Linked DNA regions of Mus musculus: region 2 is linked to region 1. Evidence: chromatin loops called from intact Hi-C (ENCODE). Cell type or tissue: heart. All regions are shown on one strand. Each heading gives the region's core, and the rest is flanking DNA. Links, peaks and the distances in the headings are about the cores only. Region 1 overlaps Rbpms (RNA binding protein gene with multiple splicing). Region 2 overlaps Rbpms (RNA binding protein gene with multiple splicing).

Evidence for each region. Peaks named below come from ENCODE experiments on the same cell type or tissue, not always from the same donor. Only the 100,000 strongest peaks of a DNase experiment are listed, where the experiment ranks them.
Region 2: it touches region 1 in a loop (3-fold over the local background); 3 of 42 quality-filtered maps call a loop at or near these places.

The regions. Positions count from the first base shown.
Region 1 is chr8:33,836,382-33,848,900 of GRCm38, forward strand. The region is part of intron 4 of Rbpms (RNA binding protein gene with multiple splicing); the gene reads right to left. Among named protein-coding and RNA genes, the nearest start is that of Gm51528, 81 kb to the right of the region's middle. In heart, for the core only: no CTCF peak of the experiment used is centred there; a DNase peak (open chromatin) is centred at 6,030; H3K27ac peaks cover 4,258 bases.
Region 2 is chr8:33,896,298-33,908,816 of GRCm38, forward strand. All of the region lies in intron 1 of Rbpms (RNA binding protein gene with multiple splicing), which reads right to left. Among named protein-coding and RNA genes, the nearest start is that of Gm51528, 21 kb to the right of the region's middle. RefSeq lists an enhancer at 7,524-10,772. In heart, for the core only: a CTCF peak has its summit at 9,130 (motif pointing right); DNase peaks (open chromatin) are centred at 6,644, 7,624 and 9,714; H3K4me3 peaks cover 3,884 bases; H3K27ac peaks cover 7,583 bases.

The sequences.
Region 1 (12,519 bases), core at 1,674-9,673:
GCTCCCGTCAGGAATCGTAGCTCATGGGAGGAAACAGAGGCCATAGCATTATCATGAGTTCGGGGATCGCATGGGCTACAGAGTGAGACCCTGTGTTGAAGGAAAACAAAACAAAGAACTGTGTTGCCCTTACAATCAACTATTCCCAACTACGGACTACTGCGGTGCCTTTGCTGAGAGGTAACCGTTGTTCCTCCAGAAGACCCTGTGCATTCACACCAGAGCACATCAGACACAGCAGCAGCACGTAATTCACAAAGTTCTTTCCTACACTAACCCCCACCAACCTTCTTTGAAGCATCCTTTAGTCCTGAGCCTGTATCAACCCGAGGAGAGATGACAAGCCTCTAGGCCCTATAGCATTTGTCCTTAGGTCTTGGGGTTGAACGTCTGAATTCCACCCTTTGGCTTTCTTATGGGTTTTCTAGGACCCACCAAGACGGTCAGTGTGCTTGCTTTGTACACAGCCAACCTAAAACTTGCTGGACCGAGCCTCTGTCCTCCCTGCCCCCCCTCCCCATACACTTCTCTTGTTCTAGCTAAAATAACATCAACATCATGTTCCAAATCAAAGTTCCAGCATCTTATTAACAAAAACAAAACAAAACAAGAAAGCTCAGAAGTTAAAATGACCTAATTTGTTTGGCAGCTCATTGGGCGGCCAGAGGCTCAGAATACAAGCCACATTCCGTCAGCATCCTTTGCAGCAATACCATATTTGGTAATCAATATCCTGCTCCACTAAGTTTCTATCCATAGGGATTAGCCAAGACCCAAACATTTTAAATGATACAGGGTGATGAGCTGCGGGAGGAAGAACATGCTGGAAGGGGGGGGGGGGGCACAGATAGGACATGGCATGCGGGGAGGGAACAAAAATCAACTCTGGACCGTCCAGCTAATAATTTATCAAAACTTTATTATAATGTAGCAAAACTCCCTTGAAAACATAAATGGTAGGGCTGGAGAGATGGCTCAGTGGTTAAGATCACTAACTGCTCTTCTGAAGGTCCTGAATTCAACCCCCAGCAACCACATGGTGGCTCACAGGGATCTGATGCCCTCTTCTGGTGTGTCTGGAAAATAGCCACAGTGTGTTCATATAAATAAAATAAATCTCAAATATATACATATATGTCAGCCTATTTACATGGGCCAAAAAGATACTTTCTAATGATCAGTATAAAGTAATAAAAGAAAGAAATTGTTATTTACAAGTCACCCAAACCAACTGCTATGGGGGCAGGTGACAGTCCCCAGCAATCCAGATCTGGCAATGACTTAGAGGCTGAACCCTTACAGGGCAGCCTGTGCAAGATGGCATGCCACTGCGAGCAACAGCGCACCCTTGGGAGTCTGCTGCATATCAGAGAACACAGGGCAGTTTCAGGTCAGGCAAGGGCCTGGGAGAATGAGGGAAGTATAGTGCAAGATCAAAGCCCAAGTTCACCAGGAGCAGAGTCACAAAGTGGTGGTGGGAGTGGCCACGAGCACAGGTGAGCTCAGACAGGGGTGTTCACACAGGAGGGCTCTGCAGTTCCTGTGCGGCTGAGGTCCTCACAAGGCCGAGTGAGGACTTGCTTTGTTTGCAGGGCTGGGGCACTGCAATTTCTGATGCAGTACTTCTGTTCTAGGACTGGAAGTCCTATTTCCCAAGACTGCCGGGTAACGCTGCTGCCACCCGTGCAGTGGTCACGGGATTCATGGCGGTCAGCAGGAAGACAGGAAGAGACTGGAGCAAGAAGAGCTGGTTGGGAAGGTAGCTCAGTGGTCCCTCTCTAGAGTGTGCACGAGCTGCCCTCTGACCTCCACATGTGCACCTTTTGTGGCAAACACTAAATAAATTATCTTTAAAGAGATCACATTAGAACTGGCACGAAGGACTGCTTAGGGGGCTACTGGGCCTGGAGCCGTGTCCCAGTAGAGATTCCAGCACACAACAGTCAGTTGGCGCTTTCCCCTTACTTCTGTGGATAAAGGTGTGAGATCGACAACCTAAGTTCTACCTCAGGAACCCATGTGAAACTGGAAACAAGCTAACCCTGCAAAGTTATTTTCTGACTGCCACATGTGTCATGGCCTGCCCTCCTACCTACCTTCCTATCTATGACTTTAAAATTACTCCAAAATTACTGGCAACTAAGAGAACAGATATGTAGTACACACAAGTTCCTGAAACGCTGGCACATTACCACACATACTTCACCTCACTCCTCCTCTTATGCCGCCATACACAGCCTCTCACCAAGCTTTTTAAAGTAATATATTAGCTTTACTGCATCGTCACTTCCTGAAAAGTGGGTTTTATGATCCAGCATCTAACCCAGGGGCATTCACCTGTCACTTGCTCCATCTCCTTGACATTCTGACAGTCCTGGCCATTTGTTTTGTAAACTCTCTCTCAATTCAACTCTATTGTGTGTGCAGATTCCTGGTTTACACACATCATGGTTTCAGTAGGCACAAGATGTCTTTCTGGTCCCCAAGTTAGTGACAGGAGCTTTGATCAGTTGCCAGACTTCCTCTAAGAGTAAGGTTTCTAATATTTTGCTTTTGGAGTTTGTTTGTTTAAGGACAGTGTCTCACTCTATAACCTAAGCTCAGAGAGATCCTATCCCAGCTTCCAAAGCCGGCATCGAGAGCCACCATGCCTAGCTAGCTCTTAATTCCTAGGTGTTTCCAAAGAGCGACCAGGCTTGAGAAACACTGTGTCTCCCCAAGTCTGCCAACGGCGTAAGGCTCACGCCTGATTCTTACTGGCCAATGAATAGTGGGGTTGATAATTGGATCTGGCCCTTTTTTGTGTCGCCTTTTGTCTCACTATGTACCTTTGGCTGTCTTGGAACTTGCTGTGTAAGCCAGGCTGGCCCCAAATTCACAAAACTTTTTGCTTCTCAGGGCTGGGACTAAAGACACGTGCTACCAAGTGTGGGCCCTTCCCTTTCTGGATGGTAATTTCTTCTTTGCAGGAAAGTCTTTCAGTTCTACCCTTCGGGAATGACAGACAAGTTCAACCTACCCGAACCTAGTCTGCAGGCTTTACCATCCGGGGAGTCAATGTTTGCAAACTGAGAATACCTTTTTTTTTTTTTTTAAATACAGAATATCCAAAAGAACAATGTACCATGTGCTAGTTTTTAATGTCAACTTGATATAACCTAGACTCTTGTATGAAGAGGGACATTGGATTGGGAAATTGCTCGGATAAGACCGACCTAAGGTCTTGTCTGTGAGAGATCATCCTGATCAATGACTGATATATCAGGGCCCACTGTGGAGGGCAACTGGATGTAAGAAAGTTAGCTTAGGAGCAGGGTTCAGTTCCAGCATCTCCACGGCGACTCTAAACTGTTACTCCAATCACGATATCCTCTGCTAGCTTCTGTGAGTACTGTTCGCAGGCACACGAGCGCACACACACACACACAAAAGCAAACAAGACTAACATACATAAATAAATCAACCTGTCCGAGCACTGGAGCACACACCTTTGTTTCAGTGGTAGGGAGGCAGAACCAGGAGAATCTCTGTATTTTAAGTCTAGCCAAGTTTACATATGGAGGCAGATGAACCAGAGCTAGAGTCCCTATCTTTAGACATAAAAAGAAATACATTTAAAATAATAAAGCAAATGAGCGAGAGCTTCCTATCTAGCAAGGCAGTGAGCAGCCGCAGGCAGGGTTCCCAGGTAGTTTCTGAGTTCCTAATGTGAACCCCTTCTGTGATAGCACAAACCCTTCCCTCTCAGAGTTATGTCATGTCTATGTGACTTATCACAGCAAGGAAGGCAAAGAGAGCACAGGCTGATGCACACCCTGTATGCCAGGTCCTGGAAGCCAAGCAAGAGGACCTGTAATCGAGACCAGAGATACCGTTTTAGAAGGCAAACAGGCAGAAATACCTCAGGGAAAACAATCAGAATGCTGCCCTACTAAGTTCCTTTCCTTTCATTATTCCTGAACAATACAGGAAGCCCCAGTTCTCAAGACATCATGATGAAGTCCCATCTCTGACTCTGGGTGAGTGACAAAAGCATACTAGAGTTTTCTTTCCCTCAGGAGTTGATTCAAACGGGCGGCCTGTAAATCACGTGACAGGAAACCACCTGGTGGGAAATTTAGGCACCTGACTGATTATCTTTTTATTGAGGGATGCTGAGTCTGATTATCTGTTTAAGGAGATACATGCCCACACATTCCAGAAGCCCCTCCCCTGGCCGTGGTGGCTCCAAGACTCTCAATGCTAAGCCTCACAGCTTCTCTGAGGTCTCACTTAAAAAATAATTCAATTTTCCCTTTCCAACTTTTGATTTCCTTTGGAAACCAGCCAAAACCCTAAGCAAGTGGCTTAGACACCCTGTGTCCTCTCCTTTTTCTGAGGACCCCTGCCACCTCCACACAGCTGCTGGCAGGCCTTCCCTTTCTTGTGTTCTAGCTCAAAAGGCACAACTTTCTTCTCTCCTTCAACTCCCTGTTCCCGGCAGCTGCCAGGAATTACAGCCTGCTTGCCCTGCTGATTTTCTCTCAAACTCTCGAGTAAAGGGGTCCTCGGGCTTTCATCAAGGTTAAGAACTCGTATTCTCGTAGTAAGCTCTACTGTCCAAGCCCAAATTCTAATGAATTTACTGATAGACAGGGTCTTCTCTACTCCAGACTGGCTCCAACTCTCAGGCCTCTTTGCCTCCCTCCCCAAGTGCCTGCATGGGTCATGGGGCTTCAACCACACCCCAGCCCACCGGTTCTCAAGTGTGTGCTCTGATGAGCAGTCATGTGGAACTGTCTCTGTTGAGAGCAGCACTCCAGCCCCACAAAACTCACTGTCAAAATCCCCCACTCTCTCTCACAGGCTAGTGAGCCACAGGATGGGAGAAGCATGCACAGAAAGCAAAACTTACACTAGAGCTGCCACCTCCCAAGGCTCGGCTTGCTCAGACCCTTCCGGTTGAGAGGCTCAGACTGTCCTTTCTCTACACCTAACTAACACCAAATGGAAAAAAACCCTCTTCCGCTTTAAGGAATGGGGGTTCCAGAAGTAGCCAGGCAAGGTGCTTACGTTGAGGTGGGGGACAAAATAGCTTTCTGCTTAAGCAACCAGGTTTTGCCCAATCCACTCTTACTTTCAAATACAGAGTACCAGAAATTACACGGAGAACCGGAAAACAGGAAAACCCGTTTTCTATTATAGTGGTCAGCTTGGCTCTTCCTTAGCCTCGGACCATGTTCAGGGCTGGAGCCATGGCTCAGCAGTAAAGAGTAACAGAGCTCTTTGTAAGGACCCGAGTTTGATTGTCAGTACCCTCCTCTAGCCTCTTATAGGTACTGCTCTCACATGCACATACCCACAGACAGACGGACAACACGCGCGCGCGCGCGCACACACACACACTTTAAACAATCCTTTGTAAAAAGATCATCTAACTTCATAGCGTATCAACAGACTTCCTAGGATCCCAGAACACAGTAAAGAACCCGACAAGGCCCTCAAGGAAAAGTTAAGCTTGCTACTGAGTCAACGCCCTTTCTATCCTGGTGACAGGGCCGGATCTTCTATTGTTCCTTCTGCTCCGTGACTTAGGGGTAAAATCTCCTATTCTGGAGCTCTGCTACAATCTTTTGGTTTTAGCAAGCAAAGGAGGCTATTCTACAACCTACAGACAGCTTCTCTATGACCCAGTCTCTACCATGAAGCAGCTGGCCCAACGGGCTCATCCCTGCGGCTCTGTCCTATCCCTGCCTACACACAGGTGATGTTCATGAACTCTGTCTCATCTCTCTTTTCCAGAGCTAACACTTCCCTGCAGGAAGGCTTAAGAACTCAAAAGGTGAGACTGCAGGGAGGGGCAGGAAAGTGATTTCCTGCAGGGTTATCAGTAAATACCAAGCACTGAGAACAATGAGTTGAATCAGCACTGTTGGTTACTGTCAGCAGTAGCAACAGAAAACAGTACCCGGGGGAGGAAGTGCTACCCAGCTCTCAGGAGTAAACAGAGTGACCCGGTGGACGATTTCCTAGGTTTTTAGATTCAGGCTCAGTGAGATCACCACTTGGCTGGGCTTGACTAAACAGTGACTAGTCTCCCAGCAACCTGCTTCTCCTATAAGGAACTCACTCCTCTCCCCTACAGTTGACCATATCGGCTGAGAGACTGACCATTAGCCATTCAGAAACACGCTAGACTCAAGTTTTCCGATCACAACAGCGTGTGGGAAAGCCACAGGCAAGAGATCCAGGGATTGGAGGCCATTTAATTATACAATATTATGTTCAAAATATTTCTTTTGGCTAGGTGGGGTGGCATCTGAGAGGCCAGAGGAGTTCAAGTTCAAGGGCAGCCCGGGCTAAGCAATGAAACTTGTCTCAAAACAGATTTCCTGGGCTTCTCTTGTATTTCAAAAATAAATTCAGTACCCATTAGCAACTACTTACTCTCTTTCTCCTTTTTCTCTCCTAATTCATTCCCCAACAAGCACAAATAATAATGCATCCAATCTGAAGGACTATATAGCTCAGTTAAATTTGCAGAAGTAAGATGCAGCAGCATGTAGCCTTTTCTGACAGGACCCTTTAACAAGAATACGGTTTTCTAGGGTTAGTTATGTTGTCCAAGTACACACTAGTATTTCACTGATTTTTTTTCAATTGTTGAATAATCATGTTATTTAACATCTTTCACCAGTTAATGGGCATTAGATTGTTTGTATTTTAGGGGGGGGGGCGTGCCCAGATGTGCACACAACTACATGCCTCTTGGTGCTTGCATGTCAGAGGAAAACCAGTGTGGACCAGTCTTCTCCTACTACCACATGAGTTCTAAGGCTCCAACTGGGGTTGCTAGGCGTGACCACAGGGGCCGTCGCCCACAGAGCTGCTCACAACCCTGTTTCAGCTTCTTTACTGTGTTATGAATGAGGCCACTTCACACCTGGGAACAGGCTTGTGTATGAACACACACTTTTGCCACCCTCGGAGCAGAACTGTAGCATGAGGTAATTGTATGCTAACCTTTCTGAAGAAGAGCTTTTCAGACCACTTCAGTTCCCCCACAAATACCCAAGCCTCCTGATTTCCCCACACCCATGACCAGACACTACCTGCTGCCAATCTTCGTGCTGGCCACCCCTTGGGTATGAAGCGGTACCTCTTATGGCTTTGATTTATACTCCTCGGACTGCTGTATTTCAAAGAGCGTATAGAGAAAGTAGGTCTTCTGTTTTCAAAGGGCACTTTGGTCACAGAGCGAGGCAGTACCCCGGGGACAGGGCTTTCAACAGAAGGAAATTAAGTTGAAAGGCCTTGCTTTTACTTTAGAAATTAAAAGCAAAAGTTTGAAATAAAAGCTGTTTTCAGGGGGGGGGGGGCTCTGAAGGGCGTGCCACTTCCAGCACAACAGGTAAGCACACACGTGAAAGATGCTCCAAGGGCTGGCGGGGGCTGAAAGGTGGAACGGATTTATAGTTTTCTGGAGTGTTATCAGCTTTCACTTCTGCAGGAATCATAAAACAGATTGAAAACAGATTCTGGCCAGGCTTTTACACAAAGCTCTCCCTCGAGGTCTGGGAAAAGAACCTTTTCATTCAGCTGAGCCTCACACACTGAATGATGACGGGGCTAAGACAAACCACTCCAGACCATCGGTTACCTGGATAGGATTCATTCAGAGACAACAGCTGGCAGTTACAGAGAGTGTGACCCATCGCAAACACAAAGAAAAAAGCAAGACTTGACAAATGCAGGAAATGAAAGAGACTTGCAAAAAAAAAAAATCCATACCTGGAAATCTTCCTCGTATCACCATTATTTCTGAAAAGGAATTAGAAAATTTCTACCACTTAACAAACACCATTGTGTCCCAGTGAAATTGCATTAAAAAGCTGGAGGAGGCAGGGCATGGTAGTGCACTCCTTTAATCCTAGCACTCGGGAGGCAGAGGCAGGCAAATTTCTGAGTTCGAGGCCAGCCTGGTCTACACAGTGAGTTCCAGGACAGCCAGGGCTACGCAGAGAAACCCTGTCTCGAAAAAACAAAAAAAAAACCTAACAAAAGCTGGAGGAGGACAGGCGGGGTTCTGTGGTGCTCAGTGGAGGACTGAGGATGCCCAGGATGAGCCGTGTGGTGCTCAGTAGAGGGAGGGTCATCTATAGAAACAGGAAGTTCACACAATTTTATAGACTGCTTGCTTCCCAACCAATTGAGGACAACTGGAGCTGGGAGGTGCTTGTGGGCTGCTGACCACCTACCTGGTGTTAAGTGGGAGAGGTAAGAATGAGTCAGATCCACCCAGAACAGCACACACCTCACTGAGAGAGGCTGGGGTCCGAACAGAGATGGTTAGTGTCCGCCCAGCATGCGCAAGGCCTGGGGTTCAGTTCCCGGCAGGTTAGGGGTGAGAAGTGTGCGCTGTCAGGCTCAGCTCAATCGCGACACTGCCACATGAAGGAAGACCCAGCGGCACGAAGTAACCCCCTCCCGTCCCCAGGTGAATACTTAAGAAGCCACCGTCCTCCAGTGCTCTGTTTCTCCTGACTGGGACAGGCTTCTTGTTTCATAAAGACCACATTGTTCAGATAATAATCACGGCTGTTGTGCGCAGACCTAGGCGCACGTGGGTTCCAGAGAAGAATGAACAATGGGGACCATCCATTGGATGCGGCTGCGCCTCATGCCTTCCCTAAATAAGGACGCTGCTGGCAGAAACCTCAGGGCTGTTAATACCACAGTGAGGGCTGCTGGGCCGGCGCCCATTGAGAAACCATGGCAGACCCTGTCTTCTTCCTTAATCCAACTACCTCCAAGAAGTGCTTGTCCCGGCGCTACCTCTGAATAATCTAAATGTAATGCTTGCTGTCCTCGCTTGAGCTAGACCCACTTGACTGCACTGGTGCCTCTCCGTTAGTAAGATACCGTTACACTTCACTAAGCAGACCCCCCACTTGAAGGGCCGTCTCTGGACACGTGGGCTGTGGGACGATGGGCTCAGCCTCCACAGGGCCATGAATCCAGTCACAAATCCTTGTCAAAGGAAGCATTAGGTTGCTAGATATTATCTATCTGCCTTCATGTTAATCCATAAATGAAAACTGTGGGGGGAGGGGGGAGGGGGGGTTGTTCCTTTAAGAACTGTAAAACTATATTGCTTTGAAGGGACACAAGAGAGCCCAGTCTAGCATCAAATGGCCATCATTTCCAGAATGTGTAATTTTTATCTCCTTCCCCCCCCCCCCACCCCGGCCGCCTTTCTCCCTCCCACCTTTTTGGAAAGGTGTTTGTATCACTTGTAGAAACAAAGCCGATTGCATTGATACTGGGCCCTGATTTTGCCAGCTGGGACTCTTGAGCGGCGATTCAATCCAGTGTGGTGTAGTTTGAGAGAATTCCTTCAGTCCACAGGATTCTACTTCCGTGCAAGGCTGGACTCTGTTCTGCGTCTCGAGCCTGCTGTCTGCTGGTTTACAGTCTGACCTGCTCCTGGGGCCGGGGACTAACCACAGAAACTGGTTCTGATGCAAGACTGAGACAGAAAGCGAGAGGTATCCGGCTTCAGGCAAGCGAACTTGATTTCCACTAGAACAGATTGACTCTGTTAGCCAGGAGCCCCTGCGCATGCAACTGGGCCCGAGGAGAACCTGCTCTGTTTAGGATAACTATAAAGTCCGGACAGAGCCTTTGAAGAAACTATACACTCCATCTTTAACATGTCAACACAGTCGGCGCCAGCCAGAGCTTATTTTCCAAAAGGTTACGAGGGCGTGGGCATTTGAACTTTTTGCCTCTATGGCCTCAAACTCTCCTGAAAAGGATGACTGAAAAACCTGTACGCTGACAATGTCAGGAAGGGGCTGTCTGCAAGCCAAACACAGCCAGCCAGTCACTCATTAAAGCAGAATTTTACAGAGTGACTTTGAAATAGATATTGTATGAAAAGGAACATGGGCCAGAGAGCAGACGGTACTCTTTCCCCTAGGGACCACGACAATACCACTTTCACTCCATGAAGTCTGGAGGTGAATAGGGGCAACTGCCCAAGAAGGGACAGAGGTGTCCTGGGTATTATAACACAGAAATACCAAAGTGGCTGTGGCATCCCCTGAACAGAAACTCATTACTCTCTCTGCCTTCCTCACTGCTGGGACACTGTGCACACTTAAGCATGGCCCCATCCCATGTCCTGAAGGCAGGTTTGTCCCTAATACTTCCACTCAGACAAGAGGGAGTCGAGGTGGAAGCTTCACCAGGGCCAATGGATGCAGCCCAGTTAGTTGGTAGAGTGCTTGCAAAGCAAACAGGACATGCTAAGTTGATCACAATTAGCTGAGTGTGGTGGGCATGATTGTGGTCTTGGCTCCATTCAACCTTACACAGAGAGCTGGCTTAGAGATGTAGCCTCAAAATACAAACTAAATAAAACAGAGTGTGCGCTTGAGTTCAGATCACTACTGCCAGGCACAGGACCCTGGGTTCAAGCCACAGCTGCTGCCGCCACCTCCACCTCTTCCTAACCACCACCACCGCCACCGCCACCGCCACCACCACCACCACCGCCGCCACCGCCACCGCCACCGCCACCGCCACCACCACCACCACCACCACCACCACCACCACCACGACGGAATGATGCAGACCAAATTTGTGAATAGATTCTTTCAGTGATCCACAGCTACTTAATGTTGGCCAGAGTCACTGGACACCAGAGAGACGGAACTCTAAGAATTTTGGTAGTCAACCTCGCTGGGTGTTTTGTTTCTTTTACTGTTTATGAAAATCAGCGAAGTATGTCTGCGTCAATCACATAATTTATTGTACTTAAAAGGCCTATACAGGGCACAGGGAAAATCTGCAAGATTAGAAATTGGGTAAAGAAACATGGGAGTCTGGAGAGAGGGCTTTGTGGGAGAGAACACTTGCTGCTCTTTGGAGGACTTGAGTTTGGTCCTCAGCACTCAAGTCGGGGGCTTACAGCAACCTGCAACGAGGGCACCAGCACACGTGACACAGACAGACAGGTAGACGTGTGTGTGTGTGTGTGTGTGCGTGCGTGACACATGCACACACACATGAATTGTGAAAGGACAAATAATTATTCTTAAAAAATCAGAGCAGAAACAAAGCTCCGTGGTGCAGGGATGGAAATGATCTCTACATTATATGCTCAGATCACTGCCCCAGTTAACCAGTCTGTATTACAGAACCAAGTATGGAGGGTCTGTGTGCAAATTCACCATGCACTACAACTTAAAGACCAGTTGAAAGCCCAATGTAACGACCCAGTAGGTCCAGGTTGCGGCAGCCAGCTTCGAAGGTCTGAGCTCTATGTACGCAAAGAACATGGCAGAAAGTGGACTCCCAAAAGTGATGCTAACCTTCGCATGTGTGTTATCAAAACAAAACGTTAGCAAAACCTAATTTCTTTCCCAAGGCCCCGAATATACAGACAGCTAGCTTAGCTTGCACGAACCAGAAAATCCACGGTCACTCAGGAAGTGCTGAGGTTCAGGACACTAATGTCATATGCAATCTGTCCCCAAATATATAGGTGCTTTACAGACACAATTCCTTTGGCAAAGATAAAAAATGATTAGTGGTACTGAGCTAATGTTTTAAGGATGTTTTATCAGAAAAAAATTAATCTAATTATTGGAAATGAACTGGGGGGGGGGGCCTGGAGAGATGGCTCAGTGGATAAAAGCACTGACTACTTTTCCAGAGGTCCTGAGTTCAAATCTCAGCAACCACACGGTGGCTCACAACCACCTGTAATGGGATCCGATGCACGCTTCTGGTGTGTCTGAAGACAGCTACAGTGTACTCATATTCATAAATGAATAAATAAATCTTAAAAAAAAAAGAAAAAGAAAAAGAGCACTGAGATTTCTGCATGTAATACATATCTTACAAGTGGAACAAAACACTGGCCCCATGGGGAACATGTGAAGGCCCGTCACAAATTTGGAGATATATTTACTAACTTTGTACAGCATAAAAATTCACAATTATAACTGTACCCTGGAGTCTACTGCTTAAAGCATGAAGAACAATGCTTTGTAATGTGGGCAGGCTGACAAATGCAGTTAACACTCAGCTCTTAGCTTAACCTGCGGGCTTGTCAGGTCATCTGAAGACCATTTAGCTTTCTGTGCTTTAAGGATCATCCTGGAAAGTTTCCTTTGAGCTTTTAAAGTGAGTGACTGGTTGAGAAGGGTGTTGGAGGACAGGGGAGAAGAGAAAAACAGCGCCCGCATAAACAAAAGCTACAATTGAGGAAAGACAGTTAGTTGCCTGAAATTTCCAAGGCTTGTTTTTAAAAGGCTTCCATTTTAAGATTGGCCACAGGCCACAGTGACAGTGGGCCCCTCGGGTGGATGTCAAAGCCCTCCTCCTCCTCCTCCGTTCCATTTCTCTGCCGTGAATTCGCCCACTCCTACAGTCTGTGCACTCCAGGATCCCCAACATTAATGAAGAGCAATCAAGTACGGACATACAATTATTCTGAAGCTACACAGTCAGTGGAAAGTTCTCAGAAGG
Region 2 (12,519 bases), core at 1,848-9,847, 60 kb after region 1:
AACGAAGTAGCTTCCCTCTTTCAGACACGGCTTCGCTCTCCCCAGTTTGATAGCTGCAGTAACCTATGGCCTGAACCGATTAAATGGAAAATTCCAGAAATAAACAAGCCGTAAATTTGACTTGCATTCTGTTCTGAGTCTCATGAGGAAATCTCGCTCAGGATGTGAATCACCCCTCTGTCCATCCAGCACTGTCTACAAACCCCACTTTCATCGGACAGCCGCCTCAACTATTTCAACAGTCAGGTCACCGTGACGCTTGCTCCACTCTAACTTAATGACCCCCCAAGTACAAAAAGAGGTATGCCTGAGAAGCCACAGCATCCTTTTCCAGCACAGGGATAAACATTTTAGATGTCTTTCATAATTGTTGTCGGTGATCTTATTCTACTTGTAAAACAGCGATTGTTGTTAAACTGCTTGAAGTATAAATTTAACCAGTAAGTCCTGGGGCTAGCGATGCTCAGTGGTTAAGAGGACACATGCTCTTTTTCAGGCAGATCTCTGAATCTGAGGCCAGCCTGGTCTGTAAAGCAAGTTCCACAACAGCCAAGCTAGAGTGAGATGGGAAATAGGGGGAGAGGGCTAGGGAAATAGGAGCTAGTGAAGGAGGAAGGAAGCAAGACCTCTTCCGAGGACATGTTGGGTTTCCAGTACCAGTCAGCCACTATAGAACTGCTTGTCACTCCAACTTCAGGGACATCTAATGCTCTCTTCAGCGGCACACATGCACAAAATATTGGGGGGTAGAGCTTGAGTGCGGTGTCCTATATAAGCAAGCCCAACTTTTCCTGGTTCGCTGGCTTCCCTCACTAGATCCAAACAGTGGTCAGTACCACTGTACCTCCAAAACTGAGATAGAAAAATAAGCTTGTTTTCTTTGTATTACTCATCTTCCAGGCTCATATTCAACCAAGAAAGGAAAAACTAATACAACAGGCACTACCTGGCATCCCAGCTATCCACTTGAGTGTGTGTGGGGTGGGGGGTGGGGGGGTGTCTTAGGATATATACTTCCTGTGGGTAAGGGAGGCAATAGCTGATAAGCGGAAGCCAGACAGGAAGCTGGGTGTGTCAAACCAAAACTGAAGGACTCAAAGGTAGACTACAGAAATTTTTTTTTTTTTTTTTTTTTTGGTTTTTCGAGACAGGGCTTCTCTGTATAGCCCTGGCTTTCCTGGAACTCACTCTGTAGACCAGGCTGGCCTCAAACTCAGAAATCCGCCTGCCTCTGCCTCCCGGGTGCTGGGATTAAAGGCGTGTGCCACCATGCCCGGCAGAGACTACAGAAATCTTGACTGCATTCTCTGATTAGATTCCTTAAAAACTATTAATGTGTGCTTTTCTCCCCTCCGTCCCACCCCCCAGCATCTTCTCTCTTCCCAACTGATTCGATAGCTTGTCTCAGAAAAATCTAAGCTAACCTTTACTTCTCCAGGAAAGTCCTTCACCCTCCGACGTATCCCACTGATTCTTTGGTCACGGTGGACGCGACATATAAGCAGAAATGAGAAACAGTAAGATGGGGAAAAAAGGGAGCAAAGAAGCAGGAACACAGGGGAAGTGGCCTTTTGTGCCACAGTGGATGGCCCCACCGCACTGAGAAAGGCAGGCCTAACTCCTGCTTCTCCTTTCCACACCAGGCCTCACCAGGTCCTCTCAGAGGTAGCTAGGCAACCAGGACCCATGTGTACACACACACACACACACACACACACACACACACACACACACACACACACACCAGGCCAGACAGGTCTTCAAACAAACAGAGAACTGTTAACCTATAAATACCCACAAGGTGATGGAAACAGATAAGGGGCAAGCGTTTCAGTTGTCTAAGTCTAGATCTCCAACAGTGGAAAATAAAGCCCAGGAGACACTGCTAGGAAGGGAAGTGGTCACGGAGCCCGGGCTTGATTCTGTGCCTGCAGGAACCAGCTGGAGAAGCTGGGACGCTTCAAGGCAGGGGCGACCCCAGCATGGATTCTGTAGGATACACTTTACTGCTCGACGCCCTGGAGCCGGATCCCCTGGAGCCGGATCCCGGTCCTCCTGCTTGGATGGCTGAGAGGAACAGGACTCCGTAACGTCCTGTAACTAGAAGGCATCTGCTCAATGGATAGAACCCCGTGCTTTGCTCACTTCTGGAGCGCAAACGGCAGATCTAAACAAATACCTACTGAAAACACAACCTTAATCACCACTGAAGATGAAACTCTAGGGGTGTGCACCCCAGGAAGACTGAGCCTAGGGCCTTGCCAGAGAAGAGCTTTCCTGGGGAACTACGACCCCCCCCCTCCAAGTTTGTTCAAGAAGGAATATTTGTTAAATGTTTTCCCCTGTGGCTTTTTGTGTTCTAATTTAAATAATTGGGGGGGGGACGACCCTGGGCAGTAGTGACATCGCCTTTAATCCCAGTACTCAGGAGGCAGAGGCAGGCAAGACGCTGAGTTCAAGCCCAGCCCCTGGTCTGTGTAGCTGAGTTCCAGGACAGCTGGGTCTACACAGACACACAGACACACACACCCCACAAGGAAGGAAAGAAGAAAGGAAGAAAAAGGGAGCAAAGAGACTGTGTCCAAATAGGTTTTCTAAAAAATCCATCCTCAGATTATTTAAATTTGCTCAGAAAAATAATGTTGAGTTTCTCTGAAACCCTGTGTGGCTCTTTAAGAGGAAGTGCCGGGGACAGCTTCTCGTGCCTAAACAAAGCCCAGGTTTGTGTGCAATGAAGTATAGCAGCTAATCCTACACACCTCACTCTTGGGACAACTTCCCTCAACCTCCATCCTTAATGCAATGACGGTTGGTTGTTGTTACAGCCACTGGCCCATCCCAGTGTGTGGCTAACACCTAGCTAGCCCATCCCATGTCTGAAGACTACTGTAAATACCTAAAAAGATGTGTTTTCAAGTTTAAGAAAACCAATACACACGATATCATTCACATACATACATTTCAAACCTGTGCTTTGAGGAAATGTTAATGAGAAATACACTCCAACCAAACACTGTAGAAGATTCACAAAAGTATCAAACACTTCCCCCATTGTCTTTGTGAGACTTGCAGGAAGATGGATTACTGCAGACTTGCCTGTCCAGTGCTGATCAGCCCAGCTGCTGATGTCAGGTGACAAGTCACTTAGTGTCTGATTAAACTTGCTTCCCCCTAGCTCCACCCCAGATGCTAGCAAATTTGCTATACAAAAGGTTCTGCAACTGGCCAGCTCAAACAAGGCACACACAGACATAAACAGACAGACAGACAGACAGACAGACAGACAGACACACACACACACACACACACACACACACACACCCCACATGCCCTACGGCACACCAACTAACTTTGCCAAATCTTCCTGCAAGCCATTACACACAAATTCCAAATCTCTTCTAATCTCTACTACACTTTTTCTTTTGTCTTGTTCATAATTCAGCAGAAACCAATTGAAAGCATGAAAGAGGGCTCGCTTTGCGAGCTAACCGATGCCTCGGGGCAGTCCAGGAGATCCCAAACACTGTCCTCTGACCCACCTGCACATGCGCACGCGCGCGCACACACACAATGAAGCATAGAAGGAAAAGAAATAAAAACTGTTCACAAAATTTAACAAATATTTTAAACTTCTGACTCACAACGTCTCTAAAATACTAGAGAATAGCAAGTTGATCTGAGGTTTCTTTCTAATCTGCTCTCTTCCCTGCTCCTGGGACCCCCTTCCTTTCCGCCCCCCACCTCTAAACTACTCTCCTGTAAGTGAGCCACATTCCCGGGGAAGAGAGGCAGCGACCTAACCAGCTGGACTCACACTAGCTTCTTCTCTCCGGCCCACAGTTCAAGGCTATGGGAAATGTGCAGGGAAGCACATCTCCCCATGGCTTTTCTAGCTGGTGATGAGGAACCCCCAGATGAGCCTCAGAACTGCAGGCAAACGGTCAGGCACAGGGAAGCAGGAAACGCCTCTAACTGGCTTTAGCTGTGGTGTTCTTCATCTGGTGATTTTTTTTTTTGGTCTTTTTTTAAAATCAAGAACATGAAATGAGTTTAATACATAGCAAGAAAGTCCCTTTATCATAGTTCTTTTCAAAATAAATTGTGACTTTATTTACAAGTTCCATTAAGTCTTTCCATTAGATCAAGGTCTAAGGATAGAGTAAACTATTAAAAAAAATGGTGAAAAGAAATTCTTGAACATGAAATTGTTCATGCCTATGTGGCTTATTTACTCACAAATGTTTAACAATGTGCAGGTATCATAAAGAACATACTGAAAATATTAAAACGTGTATTTCTCATCGTAATGATTATATATACTAGGGAGAATTCTAATGAGCACAGTCATGCCAACTACACTGCCCAATCAGAATGTATATCTGTGCCCAAAGATACAGAGTTTCTCTGTGTAGCCCTGGCTGTCCTGGAACTCACTCTGTAGTACCAGGCTGGCCTCGAACTCAAAAATCCGCCTGCCTCTGCTGGGATTAAAGGCATGCACCACCACACCTGGCTACAAAGTCGATTCTTATAGTTTTATTAGCAAAAGCAACAAATTTTATTTGGCTTTGGGGTTTTGTTTTTGGTTTTGGTTTTTCAAGACAGGGTTTTTCTGTGTAGCCAGCAACAAATTTTAAAAACAACTCAAATGTCAGTCAATAGGAGACGCTGCCTGTTATCTAACCATACAATTATGTCAATTAAAACAAATAAGCTTCGAGGCTGGAGATGGCTCAGCAGTTAAGAACACTGGCTGCTCTTCCAAAGGACCAGGGTTTGACTCTCAGCACCCACTGGGCAACTCTTAAGAATAACTCCAACCTTTAATCCCAGCACTTGGGAGGCAGAGGCAGAGGGATCTCTGTGAATTCAGGGACAGCTTGGTTTACAAACCCCAGGACAGCCAGGGCTACACAGAGAAACCCTGTCTCCAAAAAAAAAAAAAAAAAGTGTAACTTCAGGGGGCTCTGATGCCCCTTTCTGCCTTTCATGGGCACTGGGCACACAAAATGCAGACAAAACACTCATACACATAAAATAAACAAAAATAATAAGCAATTTATGAGCTACAGCTCACACGCAACATTTGCGACCCAAGACTGTCAAGCGGAAACCTAAAAGTCCGTGATAACACACATTGTAATCCCAAAAGAGAGAGCAGAAGGAAGAGAGGGCTTCAAGCCGGATGTAACTATTTACTGTAATATGTTTCTAAATGGAGGACTACATGGAGGAGGAGACTGGGGGAGGAAGCACCTGAATTATTTGCTGTGTATGTTTCTATGTGTTTACATTAAAATAAAAAAAAAAAAAACAAATCCAGGCAGAGGCAGGGGGATATTTGTGAGCTCCAGGCTAGCCTGGTCTACCTAGAAAGACCTGGTCTTCAATTTAAAAAAAAAAAAAAGTCTATACTGAGTTACTATTCAGTGAGTAGGGACGCACTATAGTCCAGGCTGAGCTTTAACTCACAGAGATTCCCCTGCCTCCGCATCCCAAGTGCTGGGGTAAGATAGGTCTGCCACATCCTTTTTAAGTAAGAATAAATAAAAGCAAGGGTATCTGTAAGTTTGGTTTGTTGGTGTTGCTGTTGTTTGTAACTTTGTAAAACTTTATGAAAGCAGGGTTTCCAGGGCAATGTCCATGTTTCTAACCTTATCAGTTACTAAGTAGTGAAGATGTACAGGGGCTGGAGAGATGGCTCAGGGGTTAAAAGTACTAGCTGCTCTACCAGAGGTCCTGAGTTCAATTCCCAGCAACCACATGGTAGCTCACAACCATCTGTATTGGGATCTGATGCCCTCTTCTAGAGACAGCGACACTGCACTCATATATAAAATAGATAAATAAATCTTATATTAAAAAAATTGGTTATGTTTATTAAAAAAAAAAGAGGAGAAGGAGGAGGAGGAGGAGGAAAAAGAACAGTAACTCCCGTAACGCCTGAGAGTCTGGTAAAAACACCCAGTCACGTAGATAGGTCGTTTGTTTTTCTGAAAGTAAAATACTTGAACACACTAGCAAATTCTTCAGTGATCATAAATAACCAAAAGACTTTACACAGCTTCCCTGACCAAGGTCTGGAGCGCAAAGAAAGGGCCTCTGAGACAGCAAAGCACAATGGGTTAATGTTTATGCAAACACTGACATCATTAACAGAGGCCTTCGATGCCTTTATCATTTCCTTTAACTTATGTAGCCCGGAGGAGGACAAAAGGAAAACCCAAGAAGCAGCAGGAGGCAGAGCTAGCCTACTGCCCATCTTCCAACTCCCAAGACACAAACTAACCAGTGCACCCGGAAGAAACACTCTATATCCTGGCTTGCAGGGATTTCCCAATTCTGAAAATCCCCTGCTGTAAAGTTACATCTCTTGGCTGTTTGTTAGAAAGGAGATCCATTGTACTAAAATGTAGCCCTCTGCACGAGGTTATTTTAAGTATAAGGCTAAAGCAAAGCCAAACTGAAAAACCTCAGGACTTCAGATAAGGAAATCAGGATGTCCTGGGGCATTTGAAGCTCAAAGCTGGACTCCTCCAAGCGTGTGGGAGGGAGGCCTCAGATTTGATCCTCTACTCTGTTAAAACAAAACAAAGCACTCAGGATGTCCTTCCTCTGCGTTCAAGCTTGGCTTGGAGTAAAGCAGGGGAGGGGCCACAGCAGGGGAGGGGCCACAGCAGGGGAGGGGCCACAGAGGAAGCGTTCTTTCCAGGAGACTCTCTTGGCCCTGGTTTGGAGGGACGGAAGCAGGTCTAGGGACAGGAAATGGTGATGGTTTGCTGGTGACCAGACTGGTCCAGTGTCTGGGAAGATGGAGTTAAATCAAGAGATCTTCTGGGGAGCAGTGAAGACAGATGATGGGTTCCTAAAGGAGGGGAGAGACAGATGGACCACGGGATGAAGGGAGACTCCTGCAGATGGGAAGGCAGGTCTGGAAATAGAGATAAATACAAGCACAACTCCGGGGCTTTGGAACTGAGCGGAGACACCCATTTGGAGGTGGTATGGATGCTGGTGTTAATATCGGAATCTGGAGCTCAGGGGAGGGGGAGAGGGAGAAGAGAGGAGAGAGGAGAGAGGAGAGAGAGGAGAGAGAGAGAGAGAGAGAGAGAGAGAGAGAGGAGAGAGGAGAGAGAGAGAGAGAGAGAGAGAGAGAGAGAGAGAGAGAGAGAGAGAGAGAGAGAGAGAGAGAGAGAGAGAGAGAGAGAGAGAGAGAGAGACACCACAGGTGGGGGTGAAGGATAAGAGATGCAGATTCAGAGCAGACCGCTAAGGAGTAGTAGCAGCTGACCAGGAATCCAAGGGGAAGAAAGGCAGGAGCACGGAGGGGTGGCTTAGAGAAAAGAAAGAAGCCAAGAGAACTCCAGCGATGGAAAAACCCAACAGGCAACCTCTGTCAGCTCACGAATAGAAGGTGATTTTAGTTTCCTTCCTTATACTTTTTCCCAGGACTCTCAATAAGATTGTCACTTATTATGCAAAACTTACAAAGCATCTGTTTCAAGTTCTTCCGCAGGGTCTGTGGATGGGCTCACATCCATACATCCACTCCCCAGCCTCAGGACCAGGGACAAATACATCGCCCAGCCTCCGGGCCAAGGTCTGGAATCCCAGCAGGGTTAGCTGACCCATACACAGATGGCCCAGTGACCTTGAGTTCATTAGCATACTGTTCTAATCAAATGAACTAACCAGCAACAGACCCTGCCCAGTTTGTCCCACTGCCCACCGCTGCTCGGGCCAAAGTTCCTCCACTCTGAACCATTTCCTATAAACAAATGGTTGCCTGAAAACATTCACTCGGACACAGGAGGTCCAAGGCTCACCAAAAATATTTGTTCTTTGGCTCTAAATCGAGTTGATATTTACTTACAAGCTACTTGCCCCAATAAACACAAGTGTTTCGTTAATGTTAATGCTGGTAGCCATTAAGACAACTTACTGAATAACCGATATCCCAATGCCTTTTATTCTGGCCACACTGAAAAACAAAGGGGGGAGGGATGGGCAAAAAGGGTGATCAAATCCGTCAAAAGTCAACAAGGATTTAAGAAACAGTACCCTGCCTCCTACCAATCCCTTGACCCTCCTCCGTCTATAAATATTTGTCTTAACAGTATTCAACTGCAAGAGCATCCATCATGGTACAGTCTAAGAGCTATCTGTCATCCTTCCTATTTTACGTTTAAATATTCAAGTGTAGATGTCAACACTTCTAGAGAAACAGGGATCGATTAAAACAGTGTCAGCTGAAGTACTAGAGCTTTAGAGGAAGAAATGCAAGCGCGAGGACCTATTTTAAAAAGCACGCATGCACAAACACACACACAGAGGAATTAAATGCATCCCACACCTAATCCCCAACTTCAGCTCAAGTTGTATTTAGGGCCTTCCCATTCGTCACGCAAAGCTCGTGACAGTACAAATCGCTATCACTACACTGACAACCAAGAGAAAAATCTGGAAGATTCACTTTTGATTTTTGCAAATTCCCATGTTTACAGAATATTAAAAACAAAAAAAAAAAAGAAAGAAACATCTGTATAGATCTACATTAAAAGGCTGATACAGGAAAATCAGCAGACTACGTGGTCTTAACAAGCAAAAACACCCAGGTTCAATCACCACCAACAACATATGTAGGCAGTAAGCAGCCTATGGGGTCTACTGAGGACTCAGTGGATGGGGGAAGAAAGATCAAAAGTTTAGGGCCATCTTCAGTTCCAAAGTGAGTTCAAGGACACTCTGGCTATGAGATGGACAGGCAGGCAGTGGGGGATGGGGAAGAAAAAGGGGGAAACACAGAGAAAAAGGAACAGAGACAGACAGACAGAAGACAGACATTTACATTCCTTTAACTCTGAATGTAACTGAGATTACAGGCAGGCACCACTATGGTTCTGTGCTGTAGATTAACCCATAGCTACAGGCATTCTACACAAACTCTCTACCATCTAAGTTAAGCCACAGCACTAAAAATATATCTACACATACTAATTTATTGATTTGTAACGTACATAAGGCACTACTGGAATGTGTTTTACTTTTTAATAGGGGTTTTATTTATTTATTTATTTAGATTTACTTATTTATTATATCTAAGTACACTGTAGCTGTCCTCAGGCACACCAGAAGAGGGCGTCAGATCACATTGCAGATGATTGTGAGCCACCATGTGGTTGCTGGGATTTGAATTCAGGACCTCCGGAAAAGCAGCCAGTGCTCTTAACCTCTCCATCTCTCCATCCCGTTGGTTTTTTTTGTTTTGTTGTTGTTGTTGTTTGTTTAAAGAGTAAGTTTTCCAGGAAAAGAAAATTTAAGAACCTAACTTTGACTGAATGAACGCTTCTATCCAAATGGATTTGACTATAATTGGTGCTGGGGGAACAAGAATCATGAAGACACTAAAAATAGATTCTGTAAGACGTGGGGGGGACGCAGTTGTGAGACCAACACTAACAATTAGCAAAATGTGGTATCACTAGTATTAAAATAGGACACCGGAGCCCACCCTAGGAAGGCTGGCTGGCTGTCCCGGACTGCCACAGTCACCTGGGCTCTGGGGTGGCTCAGCACTTCAGGTCCTCAGCTCAGGGGACAGCCTTATAAGGAGATCATGCTAGAGAGCAGATAAGAATGCCACCAAGCACTTAACATTTCCAGAGGCCTCTGCAAATATTAACTCATTCCTTCCCGTGGAATCCACTCCAAGAGTGGGGGTGGGGGAGATCCCTGATTAATTAAACTTAGTTATAGCAAGATGGAGAGGGAGCTGGACACCTTCCTTGGGCACCTGGCTCCAGGCCAGACAAGCCTAATGAGCAGGAGGGAGGCAAGTTATTTCTCAATTTTGACAGCAAGTGAGGGACAGGCTCCCCTCCCTCTCCTATCTCCCACAGAGTCCCCACAAAATTCCAGACCTTAAAATAACTGCGACTCCCACTTGAACAGTCTATGACAGGAGAGAGGCAAAGCCCAGAGCGGGGCCTGCCGTAGACACACAAAAGGGGGTGAAATGTGCTTTCTTCTTCCCAGGAAAGAAACGGAGCAACTGCGATTACTATGCCAGTAAAGAGCAAAACAAGCCAGGGGCGGTGCCCATCTTTAATCCCAGAATTCTGAAAGTAGAGGTAGGAGATCTCTCTGAGTTCGAGGCCAGCCTGAGTTCTGGGGCAGCCAAGATTCAGCAGAGAGCCAAGACAAAGAAAGACCTTGTCGAGAAAGAGAGAGAAGAGAGGAGGAAAGAAAGAAGAAAAAGAAGAAACCAGGAGGGAGGAAGCAACAACCTATACAGTCAATGGAGGATTGGACTTTTTTTTTTAATATATAAAACTGTTGCATCAAGTGAAAGGTTGTGTTTTATTTTCTGAAATGAGCACAAAACCTCAAAATGAGTCACAATTGTTAAGTATTTTGAGGCTCTAAGATATCTTGAAGTCGTATACTGTAAATAAAGAGCAACAATTGTACACTTTAAAACACTAGCCTGCAAGCCTTGAAAGCAGGAAGTTAGAAATGAGAGGATCACGAGTTCAAGGCCAGCTCTGTCTCAGAGCAAGGCAAGCCAAAACTAATCGCTAATGTCAGACACTTCAGAAAGGCTTGTAAAGAGGCTTATCTGATGCAGGATTCTAGTGACTTGGTGTGTCCCAACTAGAGCGCAAGCTGCTCTTCACGACACAGAGACTGCTTTCTAACAAGCCACCAGCCCACCAGTCAGGGAGAACTACCATGGAGTCGATTCCTTCCAGGTGGAACCCATGATCTGAACACCACCTCTAAAAAGCCACCACACTGGAGCGGGCAGATCCGTGAACACGGTGAGTGGGTGCCCAACTGCAGCCTGACAGGGGCACAAAGAACGCCCATCCCATAGGTAAACTGGAACAGGACGCCGAGGAATGAAGAGTGCACACCAGGCCCTTAGAAATCCAGGAAGCTGGAGGTCAAATGAAACTTCCCCCACCCCACAAAGGGCAACCACACAAACGCTCCTCAACAGATGGATGAGCAAACAAAATAATTACTAACTTGATTAAAATCTAGAAACTCCTGGAAGATCAGACCCTGGATATACCTGAAAGGAATTACCTTAATTGCCATTAATGGAGGTGGCAAGACCTGCCCACCATGGGTGGCTCCATTCCCTAGCTCTTCCTTCTCTGCTTCCTTGGTGAGGCTGTAATCCACAAAGCCGCTTCACTGCCCCGTTTACCAGAATTTTGAACCACAAACTAAATAAAATAAGCCCTTTCTCCCTTCAGTCACAAGTATCACAGCGGGCCAGGCAGTGGTAGCGCACACCTTTAATCCCAGCACTTGGGAGGCAGAGGCAGGAGGATTTCTGAGTTCAAGGCCAGCCTACAAAGTGAGTTCCAGGACAGTCAGGGCTACACAGAGAAACCCTGTCTGGGGGGGGGGGGGGGGGAAGTATCACAGCAATAGGAAAAGTAACTAAGACGAACAAACATAAGTGAAGGTTACTGACACAATTATATTACAAATTATATATAAATAAAAGTAATATGTAATATTAACATGCTCAGAATTAGTCAACAGCCAGCTGAGAATGTAGTCCAATGAGTGTTTACATACACGCATTTATCAAGTCTAAGACCAGCCTGGGCTACCTGACACACCGAAAAAAAAAGATCTGGGCTGGAGAGATGATGGCTCAGGGGTTAAGAGCACTGACTGCTCATCCAAAGGTCCTGAGTTCAATTCCCAGCAACCACATGGTGGCTCACAACCATCTGTAATAGGATCTGATGCCCTCTTCTGGTGTGTCTAAAAATAGCTACAAAGTACTCAGAATGATCTTGCTAGGCAGTGGTGGCACACAGCTTTGATTCCAGCTGTAGAGGCTGCTGTGTCTCTAAGGCCAGCCTGGTCTAACACAGCAAGCACAAGGACAACCAAGACTACACAGAAATCTGGGGGGGATGGGGGGGAGGAGTCTGCCGTCAATGAGGAGAATCCACTGTGGGTCAGAATGGGATTTAAAGGTCCATTCGGGTGTAATGATGTAGGGTGAAGGAGCGGACTGTAGCTGCCTTTTGCAATTTGAACTGAACAGAACAGACTGTAAGGGGAAGGGGAGCGGACACCCATTAGTCAAGTTTCCTGTCACCTGTCCCATCTTCCGGGTCACTGCTTCTAATTATCCTCCAGCTTTCTTAACTTGATCCCAATGACCAAGTCCGCTGATCAACACACTGGTACTTTCAAGAGGCTGAGTGAGGATTGAAATAAGTGCAAGCTCATGGAATGAAGTCCTTCAAGGGAAGCCGTGGAGAAAAACTCCTCTTTCTCATCCTAACAGCTTGCACGACTTTGCATGCAAAAGAAAAAGAAAAGCTTAGCATGTCCACTATAGTGGTCACCTGTGGAACAGGACTGAGATGCCAGTGACAACAGAAAAAAAAAAATTCTTGACTGGCGGTGGTGGTGCACGCCTTTAATCCCAGCACTTGAGAGGCAGGGGCAGGTGGATTTCTGAGTTCAAGGCCAGCCTGGTCT